2 separate regions of the Homo sapiens genome follow, and region 2 is linked to region 1. Evidence: chromatin contacts called from ENCODE Hi-C data. All regions are on one chromosome and are shown on one strand. Each heading gives the region's core, a stretch centred on a gene start or an enhancer-like site at or near the end of the contact. The rest is flanking DNA. Distances are from core to core; before and after follow the strand shown.

Region 1 (5,378 bases), core at 1,666-4,165:
TTTAAGGGGAGATGTATGCAAACATTTAGGAGTGAAATGTCTTGACATTTGTAATATACTTTAAAATAGTTCAGCAAAGAAAAATTGTAAAGCAAAAGATGTTAATTATATGGATGTTATTATGGTATTTTTTCCTGCTTTTCTTGAATAAAGCTGTGTTTCTACATGCACTGTATATGTATGTAAGCAGGACAACTACATGTATGGTGACTATAGCTGGTTAGCTCCAGGGAAGACTAGAATTGGGCAAATGAATAAAAAAGGCAGATCAAACAAGATCGGCAAGAAAACAGAAACACAGCAGAATACATAGATGGTGCACCAACCTTAACATATTCAATGGCTCTTGGAGAAAAATCACAGGCATAGGCAAAGATATTCGGATCTTCTTCTAAAAGTGGGAATAAACAGTTTCCAACCCCACAGCCAGCTTCAAGCATTGTTAACTTTTGATCTTCAAACTGGGGAAAGACAGCTCAAAGTTATAGTATATCACATTTGCATAATGAAGAAATAAACCAAACTAAAAGGTCCAGAATATGAGAGGTCTCCGACCCCATGGAGCAGACGATCAACAAGAGAACTAATAAGCAAAAGCTAATACTGGTACTTCATTTGTCATCCAACATTAACAATTTGGTGTGGAGGAAAAAAACAGCACAATGGCTAACTCGGCTCTGGAGTTAAACTGCCAGCACCCAAATCTCAACTCCTCCCCTGCATTCTATCCTTGGGTAAATCACTTAAACAGCTCTGTGCCTCAATTTTACCTTGGGGACAAATGAGTACAATACTAATACTTACACTTCACAGAGCCGGTATAAGGGTCAAATGATAGGCCATGTAGAAAACAGCCATGGTAAATAGTTACTAACATTAACTATTATATTATTCTGAATCTGTCACTGAAGTCACTTAGCATGAATTTATATTTTTGTTTTTAAAATTTTTAATGTTTAAAATTTTAAAATTCAGAACATAGGGTCTCACTATGCTGCCTAGGCTTGGCTAATTCATGTTGACTATTCACAGGCACAAGCCGCCTGCCTCAGCCTCTGGAGTAGCTGGCAATAGCCACCAGACCTGGCTCTTGAATTTAATATATAATGTTTACAACTATCAGATCAGCTTAAAGAAATAGAAAACACCCACTAAAGTTCTCTCTCCTATATGTTAACCAAACCAGAAACTGCTAAAACTTTGGTGTTAAGACCAAACAGTATATTTCTCTCCTAAAACGCAAAGCATTTTGATAGGCTTCTTAAATTCTCTACTTCGCACTCTCCCTAGGAATGCAATACAGCACACCTCTTCACATTTTTTTTTCTTTTGAGACAGAGTCTCGTTCTGTCACCAGGCTGGAGTGCAGTGGCACAATCTCGGCTCACTGCTATCTCCGCCTCCCGGGTTCAAGCGATTCTCCTGCCTCAGCCTTCCAAGTAGCTGGGACTACAGGCGAGCACCACCACACCCAGCTAATTTTTGTATTTTTAGTAAAGACGGGGTTTCATCATGTTGGCCAGGATGGTCTCGATCTCTTGACTTCGTGATCCGCCTGCCTTGGCCTCCCCAAGTACTGGGATTACAGGCATGAGCCATGGCACCCTCTTCACATTTTAAATGAAGAACAGCTCAGATAAGGCGTAATATTAGCTTACCTCTCTACATGATCTTAGCTCCTCAAACTCTCTGGTGGTCCAGTGTCTGTCTTTGAAGAAATTAGTGCTATTTCTTTTGTAAAAAAGATCCCAATTTTTCTGAGCCTCTTGTTCCAATTTCTGCTGTTTAAAATCAGACACCAAAGTTTGGTCTCTTTTCAGTTTCTCCTCTTCTTCAGAGGTGAGAATCCTTGCCTGCAGCCCTTTCCTTTGCAAAGAAGCCATCTCTGAAACTGACGGTAACACTTAACACAGCTGAAGATTCTCCATCACCAAATAATATGAATCCACGCTAATGGATCAGATACATTTCCTGAGGTGAGTTTCACGCCTCAAACAGCACAGGGGGCTTCGCAGAGAAAAGAATTAGATTCTGGTTAGTGGTTACAGTTCAAGACGCCAGGTTCAATTCACCAAATGTTTATGAGATGCAGACTGTACAAAAAAAAATCCTTCCCGCTATATGAGAGGTCACAAAGAAGACAAACACACAGTCCCTACCTTCAGTGGGCTTACATTCATTTCAGTGGCCAGACTATCTCATGCACCATACTTTTATTCAAACCAGATGAGTCAACTATTACAATAAATCGATTTAGTTTACGAAAAAGGACGCTCTCAAGAACTGACTGGGAAACCTTGCGAAGAAAATATTCCTCAATTTTCGGTGCCCGCGAAAGGGGTGACTTAAAAACCACAATGGCCTTAGCTGGAAGCGGGTGGTCAATTGTCAGATACAAGTGAGGTCATCGTTTCCCAAGGGTCGGACCTCCGTTTTTTCGGGGGAAATGAAGCTAAGCCTGGGTGGGCTCATTTCCTGATCACACTCACAAGAGGCTGTCATAGGAACCAGAGGGAGCGTCACTTTGCAGGGACTGAGACCCTCGCACCGCCATCACCGGGCAAAGTGGAGAAAGAGACCCAATGACGCGTGGCTGAGGTCCCGAGGATCCATCTCAGGACCCTCAGGATAGACTAGGCTGCATGGGCCCCTAGACCCTGAGGAGGGCGTCCATGATGGCTAGCCGACCCGCGTTAATTTAGTCAGCCACGCTCAGGGCTCACCGTCATCAGTTCCTAAATTCACCTGCAGGGCTAGGGCCAGGCGCACTCACCCCACAGCCAGCCCCACTGGGCCTCGGAGGCAGAATACGGGAAGAACCGCGAAACAACCCTAAACCAATTCTGAGGACCACGAATTCGGATTATCCGGGAGTTCTTTTGCCATGGCACCGCCCCCGCCACTTCCGCTAGGAACCCGGAAGTTCCTACCCGACGCCGGAAGTCCCACGGCCTTGCCTCCTCAGATTCCTCTCTCACCCCCACGCAGAGGAGAGAACTTGCTTCTGGACCCGGGTGGGTGCCGGCTCGGCTCTCCTTGTCTTCCAGAGCGGTGGCCCGGAAGCACAGTCCTCCCAGACGCCAGCGCCAGAAGCTCGGATCGCGGCTGCACCGGGAGAGCGCCGATCTGGGTGCGAGGCAGGTGCGGGGCCATGAATGGGACCGCAAACCCGCTGCTGGACCGCGAGGAACATTGCCTGAGGCTCGGGGAGAGCTTCGAGAAGCGGCCGCGGGCCTCCTTCCACACTATTCGTTGTAAGTCAGCGCTCCCCACGGTTCCCTTCGGCCGCTCCAGCCGCCACATATCAACCTTGACTCCTTCCTTTCTTCCCTCGGCCCTTCAGATTCCAGGGAACCCCCTGCCAGCGTCAGTTACTTTCTCTCGAACCCCAAATCCTTTGGGACATCGATTTGTCCCTTCTTTTACCCAGATTATTTCTCCCAAATCTTCGTCACTCCCTACTATTCTTCTACCTCACAGTCTCAAACACTAGTTCCAAAGGTCTTTGGCCTCTTTCCATTTCCATCCCTCCCCGCCCCCAACCTCGCCCCTAAGGCAAACCTCCCTCCCCCAAGGCAAACCTCCCCCCTCTTATCCGGGTCCACTTCTCCCTCGAAACCCCTCCCCTCCTTTCCGATGCTCCCATCAGGGTTCTCCACATTTAAAAGACGCTTCTTGTTTGTTATGAGCCTCATCCACTGCCTTAGAACCCATTCTCTTCCCTGCTTTTCTCCTCCGACTTGGTCCTGGACTCCCAAATACTGTGCTTTGTCCCCTCTACAGCCAAAGAATTGGCATCCTCTCTGCGCCTCATCAGAGTCTTCTTCCATCTCCTTTCTGTGCTTCATTTGACTTGGATGTCTTTTGAGGTCACCTATACCACCCGGGCTTTTCCTCCAGACCAAGTTCCTTGTGGGTAAAGAGTCAAATCAGAGTTCGTGAGCCTGGGATAGGTTAAAGATTGGTCTACGTTTGGAAGCAGAAGAGAGCAGGCGTAAGGAATGTCCAAATAGTCATTATGCCGGACCTTTTTCTACATAATTATAGACGCTGTTGAGAGAGTGCACTTCCACCCTATGTCCTGGGTGAAGGTTTGGCAGTTAGGAATTGGCTGACAGAGCATCCCTCCGTGATTCATGAACTTCTGGTTTCCGTGGTGCTAACGCTGTTGTTAAGACTTGTTTTTGTCAGAGGACCTAATAGATGTGACTCAACACATGTGAAGAGGGCGTTTTAGATAATGAAATCCCATCTTTGTGTAGTCACTTGCCATGCCATTGCTATGCTTCCTACTGACAGCAGATCCAGCTCTTTCAGAGAGAAGAGATGGGAATAAGATAAGAACATCATTTCCTGAAGAGTTTACTAAGTTGATGTTTTCTTTTGGTGAAGGGCAATGTGGAATTTAAATCATATAGTTCATGTGTGCACCTGTCCTGCAGTTTGAGGCAGGTGTGAATGTGAATTAAGATGGCTATTATGTTGTATTCTAACTGCAGTTTAGAAACACGAGCAGGATAACTTGCGGAGATACAGTTCAGTTGTCTGCTATGAACATCTACGAAGTGTCTTTGTTAAAGCTGTGGAACTGGCTGAGAGTGGTGGCTGACACTATAATCCCAGTACTTTGGGAGGCCGAGGTCGACAGATAGCTTGAGCCCAGGAGTTTGAGACCAGCCTGGGCAGCATAGTGAGACCCCATCACTATTAAAAAAAAAAAAAAACAAAAAACAGCTATGGAACTTGAGTATGGCAAATCCTAATTTTGACAGTTTCTATGCGGAATGAAATCAGCTTTTGATGATGCTGTGGCCTTTCATATTTCATATAGAGTTTACAGTCACAGAATCTGTTTCATATGCTGTTACTTTTGATCCTCACAACCCTAAAAAAGCAACTTATTATGGATGATGAGACAATTTTCCTCTCTCCCTTGGGAGAAGGGAATATCTTTGTTTAATAAAATGGCCTGTAAATTCTTTTTTCCCTCTAGAATAATCAAAAGGGGGTCAGAGGAAAAGTATGTGGAGGTGTAGATGAAACAAGATTGTCCCTGAGTTGGTAATAATTGAAACTGGATAATGGTATACCAGGTCTCATTGTACGATTCTCTCTACTTTTGTGTATCTGAAGTTTTCCATAACGAAACAGTTTTTTAAGAATTCTAAATTATTTTTATTTTCCATTCATCTGAGTAATAATTTTAATTCTTAAATGGAGATGCCCAGGAAACCCTTATTATAAGTAACCTGGTGGGTAAGTGCTTTTTTTCCTTTCCCTTTAGATGATTTTAAACCAGCATCTATAGACACTTCCTGTGAAGGAGAGCTTCAAGTTGGCAAAGGAGATGAAGTCACAATTACACTGCCACATATCCC
Region 2 (5,374 bases), core at 2,004-4,503, 470 kb before region 1:
CAAGTCTTGATCTATGATTGCAAGTTTCAAGCTATGTATTTCTTATTTTTTATCCTCTCTCAGGCTATCTAAATCCTTCCATTTTAATTTTCCCATGAATATGAACAGACTTCTAACAATCAGAATAATTAGACTTATACTGAATGCCTTGTACCTATCAAGAGTTCTATGCCCAGTAGTATTTTGCAAGTAGTTATTAGGTATTGGTTTATTTTTAAATATTTGTAAGATTTTGTCCTAATTTAGCCCCATTGTTTTGCCCAGTTGTACAGTTTAACAGGGCGAATTACAAATGCTTTGTGTGGGTGTTTGTTTTTTTATTATTTATTTATTTTTTGAGACAAGAGTTTTACTTTTGTTGCCCAGGCTGGAGTGCAGTGGCTCAATCTCAGCTCACTGCAACCTCTGCCTCCTAGGTTCAAGCCATTCTCCTGCCTCAGCCTCAAACAGCTGGAATTACAGGCATATGCCACCATGCCTGGCTGATTTTGTATTTTTAGTAGAGATAGGGTTTCTCCATGTTGGTCAGGCTGGTCTCGAACTCCTGACCTCAGGTGATCCGCCTGCCTTGGCCTCCCAGAGTGCTGGGATTACAGGCATGAGCCACCGCCCCGGCTGTGTGTGTGTTTACACTACTTCCATGTGTATATAGTTAAATTTCATGTGAGCCTTATGTGAAAATCAGACCTATTCCTAATCATAATACACATTTTACAGTTTGAGTTACTTTCAGATTTCTTTGAGAAAGCAAAAGTGGCACCATCACCTTTCACCAATGATAGCTACCATGTGTTGCATTTCTATGTCCCAAGCACAACGTATACACATTTAAGATCAAATCTTCACTATAACCTCATATGGTCAGTATCTGAGAGATGAGCTTAGTGCCTGAGCCTCAGAACCCAATATAGTTGTTTAGCTAAGGAAATACCAAGACAGTAGATACTTTGCATGTTATATTTATAAGCCATGTAACACATAAATATGGATGATTTGAATCAGTTGATTGTGGAGGGAAAGGCAGCCTCACTCATTCCTATTAATGAAGGCAGCGTCTCCTTGTCCCAGGACTTGTTCATTGTTATCTGAAACTGGAGATTCAGGTGTTTCCAGAGCCCAGCTTTTCACTGCAGTGAAGTCTGTGCCCTACTTCACTAAAGAAACTCTGGTTGCAAGGTTTAGTTAGCTATCACTTTGTGAGCCTGGAAGAGCTAATTCAAAGTCATTGTTCTGTTCTCTGCTTCTTTGTTGTTGGTGGGGTGATATTGATCCACTTGGATTTGAAAGAATTTCTTATAAAACCTGTCACATAAGGCCAACCAAGTATGATTTACTACTATCATTCTATGGTCTGTATTACAATTTTTTATTTTTTTAGAGATAAGGTCTCACGATGTTGCCCAGGCTGGATATGAAATAGTTTTTATATACTGTGCCCTGTTGTCATTTGTGTGCTATCGAGGAAAAACACACTACTTTAAGAATCTGCCTTCATCTCTAGACTTTACTATTGCTACCACTTCCTAACTGGCCTCCCATCTACAGTCTCTGTCTTTTCTATCATTTCCACACTGCAGTCTAAATTTTTTTTTTTAAGATCCAGATTTGAGTGCATCATTTTTCTGCCAAACTCCTGATAATTCTCTGTTGTCTACAGTGTCAGCCTCTCTCCTTCCCTGGTCTCTGTAATAATTCCACACCACATTGCCATTCCTCAAATATGCCACTCTTCCTCATACCTGCCAGTTTTGTATGAGCTGTCCTCTCTGCTTAGAACTCTCTTGTCATCCATCTGTCTTTCCTTGCTACATTTCCATTCTTCCTTCAAGACCTAGTTTAAATAATTCCTCTCCTGTAACGTTTTCATTGGTTCTCACAGGCAGAGAGCAATGTGTCTTCCCCTGGGACACTCATAGCATTTGCTTTGCATAGATACTTCAGTTTCCTTCATAAGTTCATCAAGGACAAGGACTGTTTATTCTCCTCTTTCTCCTCCTTGTTGTTGTTAATTCTCAGCAGTCAGTTCATTGCCTAGTTCATAGCAGTTACTTAATAAGAACTGATGGAGGTGGTTGGACTTGATTAGTAAAATCACCAGAGGAAGATCTTCTGTAGCACTTTTTTTTTTTAACTTAAGGTACTCAGTATTATACTTCTTTTGGCAGCTAATCAGGTTCTTTCCCCTAAACATTATTGTGGGGGTGGGGGGCAATCTTTGAAGGTTAACAAGCTGAATGGGTGAAGTACTAGCCTTTAGGACTCAGGTTTCTGTACCAAGAGCGAGTTTAGTGTTCTGTCCACAGTGGTTGTTAATATAATGCCTTGTGTATAGTAACCACTTAGTGTTAGTTGCTGCTATTAGTGTTATGCTTGGCTCCACCAGCCAAGAAGGTTGTTTTTAAAAGCTTTATTTCTTTTCTATACTTTGTAGTATCAAAACAATAGGATTTTTTTGTTGTTGTTGTTCCAGATTGGTTGGGTGCTGCGGCTAATGCCTGTAATCCCAGCACTTTGGAAGGCTGAGGCAGGCAGATCTCGAGGTCAGGAGATCCAGACCATCCTGGCCAACATGGTGAAACCCCGTCTCTACTAAAAATACAAAAATTAGCTGGGCATGGTGGCGCATGCCTGTAATCCCAGCTACTGGGGAGGCTGAGGCAGGAGAATCGCTTGAACCAGGGAGTCGGAGGTTGCAGTGAGCCGAGATCGTGCCACTGCACTCCAGCCTGGCGACAGAGCAAGACTCCGTCTCAAAAAATATATATATATAAAATTGTGCTAGTGAAGATAGTTTTTCAAACTACATCTAGACACAACCCACTGTTCCTTGGAGCCTCTTATTCTAGTGGGACATCTCCTAATTGATAACCATTTTCTGGTGGTACTTTTTCAAAGATGTATGACCTTCTCACTGTGTGATCTTTCTGTCTCTAGGACCGCCTATGGCTGCGGTAGCAGTGAGAGAAGCTCTCAGGTGAGAGTCTTATACCCTGATGTTACCTTTTTTGTCTGGGTGCATTTTGGTTAAATGTCCACGCTGCCCCACTTCCTTACATTACTTGAAGATTCTGTTTTACTTCTTACATTGTGATATCCTGGAAGAAAAAGCCTTTGTCTTCCTTTTTTATATGAGAATAGGCTATATGGTTTGTGACTTATTTTCAAAAGTAATAGAAAATATTTTTTGAAACTACTTCTCTCCTCCTCTGACTGGATTTAAGTCTTTATTGAAAGCACTTGCTTTAACATAGTTTCTCTTTCAATTTCTCTCTCACTCTTAGTCTCATTTTTTTGTCTCTGCTTGTTTTTCCAGAAGGTGCACATTCCTCCTTGTTCATTTTTAAGCAGCTTCCAAAGCTGCTGTTGATGATGCCTGATGCTGCTTTGAAGGCAGAAAACCAACAGTGAGATCAAGAATTGTAAGAATTCAAGTGTATAAAGAAAGGTTGCTGCTCAATTCAAGTGTATAAAGAGAGGCGTTTAAGATGATCCAGGAAGTTGGTGTGGGAGAACAAGGTGGGGGGCACTTGTCCTATCAGAGAGCAAGACTTACGCTAACACTGCAGTAAAAAGATAGTGGTGGTGACCAAGAGAAAGACACAGAGAACTTAGTGGAATAGAATAGAGAACCTACAGTTATATCCACATATATAGGAAAAACAGATATGGCAGAGATGGCATTTCAGATCAGTGGGGAAAAGGATAGATTTTCCCCATATAGATAATCCATTTTCCAGAACTATTTCTTGAATAGAAAATGGTAAATGGATTATCTACATGGGAAAAAAATTAGTTGGATCCTTACTTCTCATCAGATTCAAGAATCAATTTGCAGATGGATTGAGGAGTTACATATGAGGGGAAAACTGGAACATTTCTAAGAAAATATTTACAGTTACATTCCTGGGATAGGACAGGATTTTCATAAATGAAAGTACAAACTGTAAAAGAAAATAGGGATAAATTTAGCCTTATTAAATTTAAGGACTTCTGTTCATCAAAAGACACCTTAAAGAAAGTAAACAGATGAACCACAGAGTGGGTGAAGATATTTATAACTTATCAACAAAAAATTAATGTCCAGAATACTTAGCTTTTCTAAACTTAAACAGATTTACTGCTGCTTCTCTGTGACTTCATATCTGTAGTCACCTGTTGTTAGATTTATCTTGGGATCCCCAGCCCTACCTGAAGTTGATTGATCCTGCAAATTTAAAGTGAATTATTACAGAAATAATTCTGTACTAGGCCTCTATTAAATCAGATTGTCATCTATAAAATCCACTTTTACTCATAATTTGATGTATCAAGCCACCTCTTTTAGGGAACCCAATAGAAAGATACACCTTTCTAGTACTCTGTTTCTATACTATTCAATAATATTTTCCTAACAATATTCCTGTAATAATTCAAATTCACATATTTCTTACATTGAACTATAGTTAATAACAGAGGAGAAATTCTGTTGACATCTAAAAGTGATAAAAATTATTAGTTGCAGCCACATGTTTAGATTTATTTTTTAATGTACAGTACCTATTGGCTATCCATTTCTTTAAAAATTCTTATTTTCTGTTTTGAGGAAGAATCAGACTCTAGACTTTTACATGCAATACTTGTATTTTTAACAAGTCAGTTGACTTTTCTGGTAGACTTAAAGACGCCTTTTCCTTCCATCTCCATTAGTTGTAACCAAACTATAGCAAGAAAAAAAGACCAAAAGGTATCTTTGTGTTTTTTTCTTGTAGAAACAAGTAAAAGTTAAGTTTTTACCATCTATTAAAACAATAAACTTATCTCCTCAGTTTCAGACCTAATCATATTTTGTGAAAATGAGTAACTGATACTGGTGGTCTCATGTCATTGTAGAAGTTGGTGCAGTATCTGCTGTCACAGAATTTTGACTCCTTGAAGACAGGAGCCAGGTCTTTCATATTTGTCAGTCACAGTTTCATCCTCCTGTTTCTTTCTCTTAGCATTCTGGCAATAAAATATGAATTAGAATTATCATAATAGAGGTGGCTATCTAATAATAAATAGAATGATGTAGAAAGTTACCAGAGAGTTAAAAAGCTTCATAGAGATCAGTGATTATAATACCTTAGATAGGAACTACAGAAAAATATTTTGTAAAATTGTATTGCAAGATAATCCACTTTGTGATTGAGGGAGGGCAGGCAAATGAACTGTAATTTTCTATATTGCACACTCAATAATACTGTATAGTTTTTATATGTAAATCTTGGTAATAGATTTGAGCTTTGTTCTCCTGTGGACCTTGGGACCTATACAGTCAATAGTGAATGTCCAGAAATTGGGTCTAGATTATACTGAATTCTTTGTGGTAGAGCCTTTGAAAGGGCTTAGGAAATAT

Evidence for each region. Hi-C counts contacts between places; a loop is a spot of excess contacts on that map. Pooled maps may share reads with other maps.
Region 2: a loop to region 1 is called in a pooled map, with 2.7 times the contacts of the local background. The contact joins the enhancer-like site here to the promoter of METTL6 in region 1. A Hi-C loop is called at or near these places in 1 of 37 single-sample maps with no recorded cell type and 1 of 50 pooled maps.

The regions. Positions count from the first base shown.
Region 1 is chr3:15,424,629-15,430,006 of GRCh38, forward strand. METTL6 (methyltransferase 6, tRNA N3-cytidine) reads right to left here and starts at 2,916. Exons shown (of 6, transcript NM_152396.4): 1 at 2,774-2,916; 2 at 1,659-2,007; 3 at 327-461. The coding sequence starts at 1,883. It overlaps EAF1 (ELL associated factor 1), which reads left to right and starts at 2,970. Exons shown (of 6, transcript NM_033083.7): 1 at 2,970-3,254; 2 at 5,285-5,378. The coding sequence starts at 3,152. RefSeq lists a silencer at 2,887-3,050 and an enhancer at 3,047-3,326.
Region 2 is chr3:14,956,223-14,961,596 of GRCh38, forward strand. The region is part of intron 1 of NR2C2 (nuclear receptor subfamily 2 group C member 2); the gene reads left to right. Among named protein-coding and RNA genes, the nearest start is that of FGD5-AS1, 10 kb to the left of the region's middle. RefSeq lists an enhancer at 3,169-3,308. Within about 2 kb of position 3,254, at least 3 of the 41 ENCODE cell types and tissues checked have a DNase peak (open chromatin) inside an H3K27ac peak, as active enhancers do.